2 separate regions of the Homo sapiens genome follow, and region 2 is linked to region 1. Evidence: chromatin contacts called from ENCODE Hi-C data. All regions are on one chromosome and are shown on one strand. The core of a region is the stretch at or near the end of the contact, and the rest is flanking DNA. Distances in the headings are between cores, read along the strand shown. Region 1 holds the start of SREK1IP1 (SREK1 interacting protein 1). Region 2 holds the start of MAST4-AS1 (MAST4 antisense RNA 1).

The links. A loop is a pair of places that touch in the nucleus more often than their neighbours do. Pooled maps may share reads with other maps.
Region 2: a loop to region 1 is called in a map of B cell, with 15 times the contacts of the local background. The contact joins the promoter of MAST4-AS1 here to the promoter of SREK1IP1 in region 1. A Hi-C loop is called at or near these places in 6 of 168 maps with a recorded cell type or tissue (B cell, CD4-positive, alpha-beta T cell, CD4-positive, alpha-beta memory T cell and 2 more) and 7 of 50 pooled maps.

What each region holds. Positions count from the first base shown.
Region 1 is chr5:64,766,833-64,770,300 of GRCh38, reverse strand. It overlaps SREK1IP1 (SREK1 interacting protein 1), which reads left to right and starts at 1,610. Exons shown (of 5, transcript NM_173829.4): 1 at 1,610-1,796. The coding sequence starts at 1,784. CWC27 (CWC27 spliceosome associated cyclophilin) reads right to left here and starts at 1,371. Exons shown (of 14, transcript NM_005869.4): 1 at 1,113-1,371. The coding sequence starts at 1,154. It overlaps LOC124900985 (a long non-coding RNA gene), which reads left to right and starts at 1,805. Exons shown (of 4, transcript XR_007058787.1): 1 at 1,805-3,346. RefSeq lists enhancers at 875-1,599, 1,318-1,637, 1,788-1,877, 1,029-2,228, 1,600-2,326 and a silencer at 1,565-1,859.
Region 2 is chr5:67,002,101-67,005,556 of GRCh38, reverse strand. It overlaps MAST4-AS1 (MAST4 antisense RNA 1), which reads left to right and starts at 1,403. Exons shown (of 2, transcript NR_111908.1): 1 at 1,403-1,713. All of the region lies in intron 4 of MAST4 (microtubule associated serine/threonine kinase family member 4), which reads right to left. RefSeq lists a silencer at 1,186-1,525.

The DNA of each region.
Region 1 (3,468 bases), core at 361-2,860:
GGGGTGGGATGGACATACTAATCTACAATGCCCAGGAGAAGTTCAAACAAAGAATTGAAAGAATTGGTCTGCCCATAAAATATCCATTACATTTTTGCTGGGAATTACAGCATTTTTGGTTTCACTTTTAAATTGCTCTCATTACATTATCAAATGTCAATGAATAAAAGACTGTATAAATTATTTATGATGCAATCATGTAACAAACAGGATGGTATGTTGTGTAAATTTAGCTTATCTTAATTCAACTATATACTTCCAATCTCATTTTCTCCAATATGCTGATTCATCAAATTTCATATGTGATATAAGCTAGGTCTCAATTTAAGAATTCAGGTGACACTTATTCCACAACAGACTCTTCTGCCTTGTACAGCATACAAACATCTTGGATGGGAATTGGCATACATTAGCCATCAAATCAATCAGAGAAACCTTTCCCCATTCTAATGTGGTAATAGTCCCCATTTCCCACTTTCTCTGACTGACAGTCATCTCAGGTTTTAAAACCAGCTCAAAAGATATCTTTTCCATGAGGCTTTTCCTAACTTCCCCAGTTGTTCACTACTCAGTACCGCCATAGCAACCTGGTCTCTTCTCCACAAGCACGCTTATCAGACATACAGGCTTTTGTTTACCTGTCTGTCTCACAAACTAAACTATAAGCTTTTCCGGGAAAACAACTACCTTACCCATCCATCTTTGTATCTCCGGCGCCTAGTACAGTGCCCAGTGCCTCGCAGGCGTTCAATTAATGATTGTAGAAGAAATGGAGAATGAATGACCTTAGTTAAGCAAAGAATATATCAAACTCAAAAATGTCTGTTTAAAAACCTAAGACCCCAGAAATCGGCTGCATGAGTTGGGTTAAAGCATTAAATAGGACCGGAATGCTGGTAGGTAGAGAAATCTCCACTTGACTTCTTCAAGTACATCCTGAAAAGTACCAACATCAGTGTTTCGATGCAACATTGTCCACATGCAGGAGTAAAGACAACACTTCTCGTGGTCTCTTCCTACCACGAGATCCTGAAACCCACTCCCCACCCCAAATCCGGGAAATCTCACTTTGGGGATCCCAGGACCCCAAGTTCCCTAGATGAGGCTCTCACCTTCCCATTCGTGGGAGGCTCCTGGATGTAGATGTTGCTCATCTTGGTCAGTACAAAGGACTCTGCTCCTTACGGGGGATGAGAGCGGCCGGCCGGCCACTAAAGCTGTCCGCCTACGAGTACACTCTTCCTTAAGTCCAGTGGTGCAGGAAAGCTTCAGTTTGTCAATATCACGCAAGACAGGGACACCAAACACTACCCCTGCCCAAAGGAGCCCCTCACGGACGCCGCCATGTTGTTACCGGACCCGAGCACCGCTAACCCTGAGAAGGGTTATTCCAATGTACTCCAGGGAACGAGAAAAGTCCGTAAAGTTACCATAGCTTAATGTTATTTATGTTATTTGTATTACAATATTAGAAGGGACACTTCATAAGTGTTGGCGGTGTTTACACTACTCTCGTGTGCAGATCAAACTAACTCCCCCTCCAAAACTATCAGTAATGGTTCGGACCATGTGTCTTCTGCAATATGACTCGTCCGGAAACTGCATCCGCATCTACTGGTTCTGCCGTCGCTAGAGGCGTACAGGCCCTTCCCGACCGTAGCGAGGGTGCTGCTGCGCTGGGGGAAGGAAAACGCCGCTTTGACTGTGCCTTGTTCTCACAGCTGGCGGGAAGCAAGCGCCTTTTCGAAAGCCAGAGGCTCGAGTTACCCCTCTTACCACCGTCATGGCAGTCCCAGGTAAGGAGCAATTACAGGGCCTCTGCGTCCGAGCTCCGAAGGGAGCGCAAGGGAGGGTAGGGTAGGGTGCGGCGTGTACGGAGCAGCGCCCATGGGGATTTAGGCGGAGGCCTTAAAATTCACAGGTTTGTTTTGTTTACATGAAAAAGTTTACACTCCAAACATAAACTCTGAAGGAAAGAAAATAACTATCTTCCCCCCAGGAGCCAAGCCCCAGCTGCTTGGGATTACAGGGAAAGTGTATTGTGGAAGGGAGGGAGGAGGGAGAGACTGTAACTGTAGGCCTAAGGGGGCAAGCGGCCGAGAAAAACTACCTTAACTGTGGTATGGCTTAAAACTAAAACTTGAAGTGGGAACACTTGGCCGACCCAGGTAACCGGAGGCATCGTTTGTCTTAGAAGTCGCTAGGACCCACCGGGTGTGCGGGTTCTACTCCTAGCTCTTCCTGTTGTATGTAGCTGCTCCGTGGCCATAGATTGGTCGCTTTGTGCTTCTGGGCCTCAGTTTCCTTATAAAAAGAAGGAGCTTTGTTGAATTATATATAAGATTTCTTCTAACTCTCAAATTCTATGTCCAGAAGTTACTGACCTAAAAACGGTGAACTCTGCAGAATAATTACTTAAAAGATTTTCTCGTCCTCAACTACCAGCTTACTTGGAAGTTCTAGTAGCGGAAAGCATCTCCTCAAACCAGCTTTGCCACTGCAGAACACTGATTGCAGGAGACATTTTCAGAAATACACACTTCTCCACCCCACCTCCCAACTTGGAAATTCCCAGCGCACTTTAGTAATAGAAAAGATTCTATTCTATTAGAATAGAATACTATGAATTGCTATAGAATTACTATGAACTATAGAATTACTATGGTTCAGAACCCTAACTTTGTTTAAACCTGCACTTCCCAGTATTATTTGACCAGGTTCTTTATTCTGTGGCAGCCTTTTTGAACCTCCTTCTACAGATAGCTGTTATTGGAACACTGTGCTTTTGTACTAACTGAAGTTTGCGGAGGAGTACATCTGGAGCTGTGAGAGAGGAAATGTACACTCTTTATTAAGCCTACTGTGTGCCAGGCACTGGTACTGGGCATTGGAAATACAGTGGTGAGCAAGGTAGACATGGTTACGCTTCACACAGAACTTAGAATTTAGCAGTGAAGAGAGAGAAATTTACAGAAAGTGGGACAAGTGCCATGGCAAGGAAAATACAAGACCTTAGCACAAAGTAAGGGCACCAAACACATACAGGATGGGCAGAAGGACTTTCCAAAGGAGGTAGCACTTAGGAGGAGATCTGAATTGTAGGAGGGGTGGCTTGAAGGGAGAGGAGACTGCAGTCGGAGGAACTGGATACGTAAAGGAAGAGGAAATATGTGAAAAGAGGAAATGAAAGATGTTTTCTATGGATGGAACTCAAATACAGATGGGAGATAAGTGAGAAATTAAGTACAGAGGTAGTAGCTGTAGCTAATATTGACTAATATTTATGTGTCAAATATGTCAGAATGAAAGATGTTTTCTGTGGATAGAACTCAAATACAAATGGGAGGTAAGTGAGAAATTAAGTAGATAGTAACTGTAGCTAATATTGACTAATATTTATAAGTCAAATATGTCAGATACTATATCAAACATTGTATTCTATCTCATTTAATATTCACAACTGCACTG
Region 2 (3,456 bases), core at 154-2,653, 2.2 Mb before region 1:
AGATAGTATGAAATAGCTAACCTGGGCTATCCTTGCATCGTACATCTGCATCTTATAAAGGTCAAATATTTAATAGAGAGGAACATCTGAAGGGCTCAACGAAAAGTACCAGAAGCCTCAATGACTGGGTGAATGAAATGGATAAACATGATCAGGTCAAAGGGACAGACTTAGACAAAGTATCTCCTCCTCTTTCCCTTTTTCTCCCCCACCTCTCACAAGGAAATGTCTTATTATCCACATTTCAAAAGGAGAAAACCTATGAGAAGCACATTTATCAGGGTTACCCAGGAAACCACAAGGACGAAGAAATACCTGAAACAGTACCCCCTCCCCTAGCGGGGCATAAACTTTTCAAAGTGTCACCCAATACACAAAACCCCAGCTCCTGAGGGGCTCAGGCAGCTCCGCCTGTGGGCCCCTGGGAAGTGAAAGCATTCCCTCTCCAGGCAGAGATCCCCGCGTTTTTACCTTTGTGTTCGCCGAAGCCTGTTCCCACTCCTCAAATGAGGCAAAGTAAAGTTTGAGAGCACAGTCCAAAAATTGGGGTCAGACATATCCATTTCTTTCTCTCTTCAATTCACTGTGGGTTCAAGGCCATATGACTAAAATGGGGAGAGGTAAAAAAAAGGAAGAAAGACAAGGCCAAAAATAAAAAAAAAATCCCAATTATCTACTCACTCCCTCCAGAGAAAATGTGATGGGAACTGTGATCTCAAGAACAACTTGGAGCATGTCTGAGAAGTACCCGTCCCGTCCTAGCCTTTAATTAACACACAGCCTCCTCTCAAAGGTCCGGGAAACTGATTTCCTCTCGGGTCTGCCCTCTCCTAGTCAGGCTCGGCCAGCTATAAACAGTAATTACATGAGTTGAGCCGTGCGTTCTGCTCAAAGCGCTGTCTGTGGGATTCAGTCGGAGGTACTTTGTCATCTGTTTGGCAGATACCACTCGCCGCTTCTGCGAGGGGCGGGGGAGACGACTATTTTGAGGCTTTGGTTCCGGAGGCTGTTGCTTATCAGCAAAACCATTCACATCCGAACATGCCCAGTGCCGAGTTTCCTTTTGGTATCTACATACAAGGAAAAGAATTTGAATAGAAAAAGCTGCTCTTGCCCTCCCCTCCTGAAAAAAGCGGAAACTTAAAAGCACTTTTAAAAAATGGGCCTATTGGAGGACTTGAACCTGACACCTTTGTGGACCCTTCCAGGGTCCGGCTGGGAGGAGGCGGCAGGGCCTTGTCCCTGGACAGCTTGGTGGCCGCGCCCCCAGCTTTCCTGCATCCCCCACCCCCCACCAGCCCCGGCCGCGCCTGAGGAGCGGGGGCTCACGGGAAAGGGAGCAGGCGGCCGCGGCGCGACCCCAGCCGGTGCCGGGACAGCCCCGCAGCCTGGGCCGCCGCTCCCCCTCCCCGGAGCCCGGAATGGATCCGTCCCGGAAATAAATAAATAAACCCGCGGCTGCTCCGGGTGTGTGCTGCGCGCACCTGAGGCCGACCTGTGATTCACCGCGGGAGGGATGGCAGTGACAACGCTCCGGGGAAGTCCACAGTGACTCCTCCGCCAGGACGCCGCTGGTTGTATAGGAAAAGCACGCGGACGGGAAGCCACACTCACCGAAAACCTCAGTAAACTAAATTTATGAGTTTACATCTGTTCCATCAATGACCACGGTGCACACCTGTTTGGCTTCATGGCCGGCAACTACAGATCTAGGTAATGGTGAGCCCCGATGTGGAAAGACACTACCTGGCATTTATGTGGCAAATGCTACAAGTATTGCCCCTTCAAGTACGTTAGACCTTGAAAGGGCAGAATGAAGGGGGCTGAATGTTCTTGTTATTCATTTTGAAGAAAGGCATGGTATTTAAATATCTCCCCCTATCCATGAATGTTTGTATAAAGTACATAAAGAAAAAATATAATTTAAATTAGCTGCCTTAAGTCTGGTGTAATATGGCAAGAAATACTAAATCAAAAAAGTATATATTCAGCAAAAAATACATCTAAAAATGGCTTAGTCCATGCAGTAAATACCAGGAACAAACTCGCTTACAAAAATGGGAGGATAAAGAGAAGGAAGAGGGGGTGTAAGCTGACAAGGTAGGCGGGGTAAACAAAAAGAAGCCTGCTGTGGGATCTTCTTTATCTAATTCTTGTGGCCCACATTAATATTTTCACACCAAGGACTCCAAGAGTTTTGGATGATGTTTCATGTCCAAGGCTTTCGTATGCGTTATCTCCTCACATTCTTACAGAGCCTCCACAGATCCTTGCAACCCACAGAGGTAGACAAAGAAGGCATTATTTTCTCAATTTTACATTTGGGACTTTATCCCAAACATTCAGGGACACTAAATGACAAAACACACTTCAATAGATATTAATGAGCTTGGTCCAGCATTTTTGCCCCATGCTCTTCTTTTAAAAAATGTTTCTAAGTATTGCAAAAGATGTTTTGAAGGCTGACACAAAAGAGTGTCCCTGTGCTCCGGAGCAGTTTCTAGACCTCAGCACTGTTGACATAGGCTGGATAATTCTTTGTCTGAGGAGCTTTCTTGAGCATTGGAGGATGTTTAGCAACATTGCTGACCTCGACCTACTAGATGCCAGTGCTGACAATTAAAAATGTCTGAGGACATTGCCAAATGTCCCTTGGGAGGTAAAATCACCCCTGGTTGGGAACCACTGCTCCAGATAAAGGCTTCTCTGAGAGGGGTGATACAGAGCACTGGTTTAGAGCAAAAATTTTGGGTCTGAATTCTGGATACAACACTTACTATGACCTTAAATCTCTTCTCATTTTCCCCAGCTGCAATATGGGGTCCATAATAGGACCAACCTGTAAGAGGCTGATATACATAAATGAAGAGGAGATGGCATACATAAGCCCTTTCACGCAATGTCTACACACACACTGCGCATAAATGTAGGCAGTATACAGAAGCTAAGAGAATACTATGCTGACAGACATAAGACTGGAGCAGAGGACACCCCACAATGTGCTTCTTTCTACTCTCTAGAGTCTTCAACCAGGCTGCTGATCACACTGTGTATAATTGACTGTTTACTGCTGTCTTTCCAATTAGTCTGAGTTCCTCAAGGCTAAAGTCACATTTTACTGATCTTCATATTTTCAGAACCTGACAGCTCCTCAGTTTATATAGGCATTTAATATTAGTAAATCCTTTTTGAATGGATACTTCAGAAGCCCAAGTATCTCTTATTTCTCTTAAGATGCACTGAAACTATTAGTACTAGTAGATCTGTATTCTCAAAGAATACTGAATTTTTGAGAATCCCATGAAGACGGTAAATTCTGAAGACTTTCTCTTAGTGACTTATTTGTATCTATATCATGTAGCTGGAAAGATATCAGTGCTAACATTCCTCAGGTCTTTACATGGCTCTAAGAAATGTCACAATCAAACTCAAGGGGAATTCCCTTTGAGTCCCATG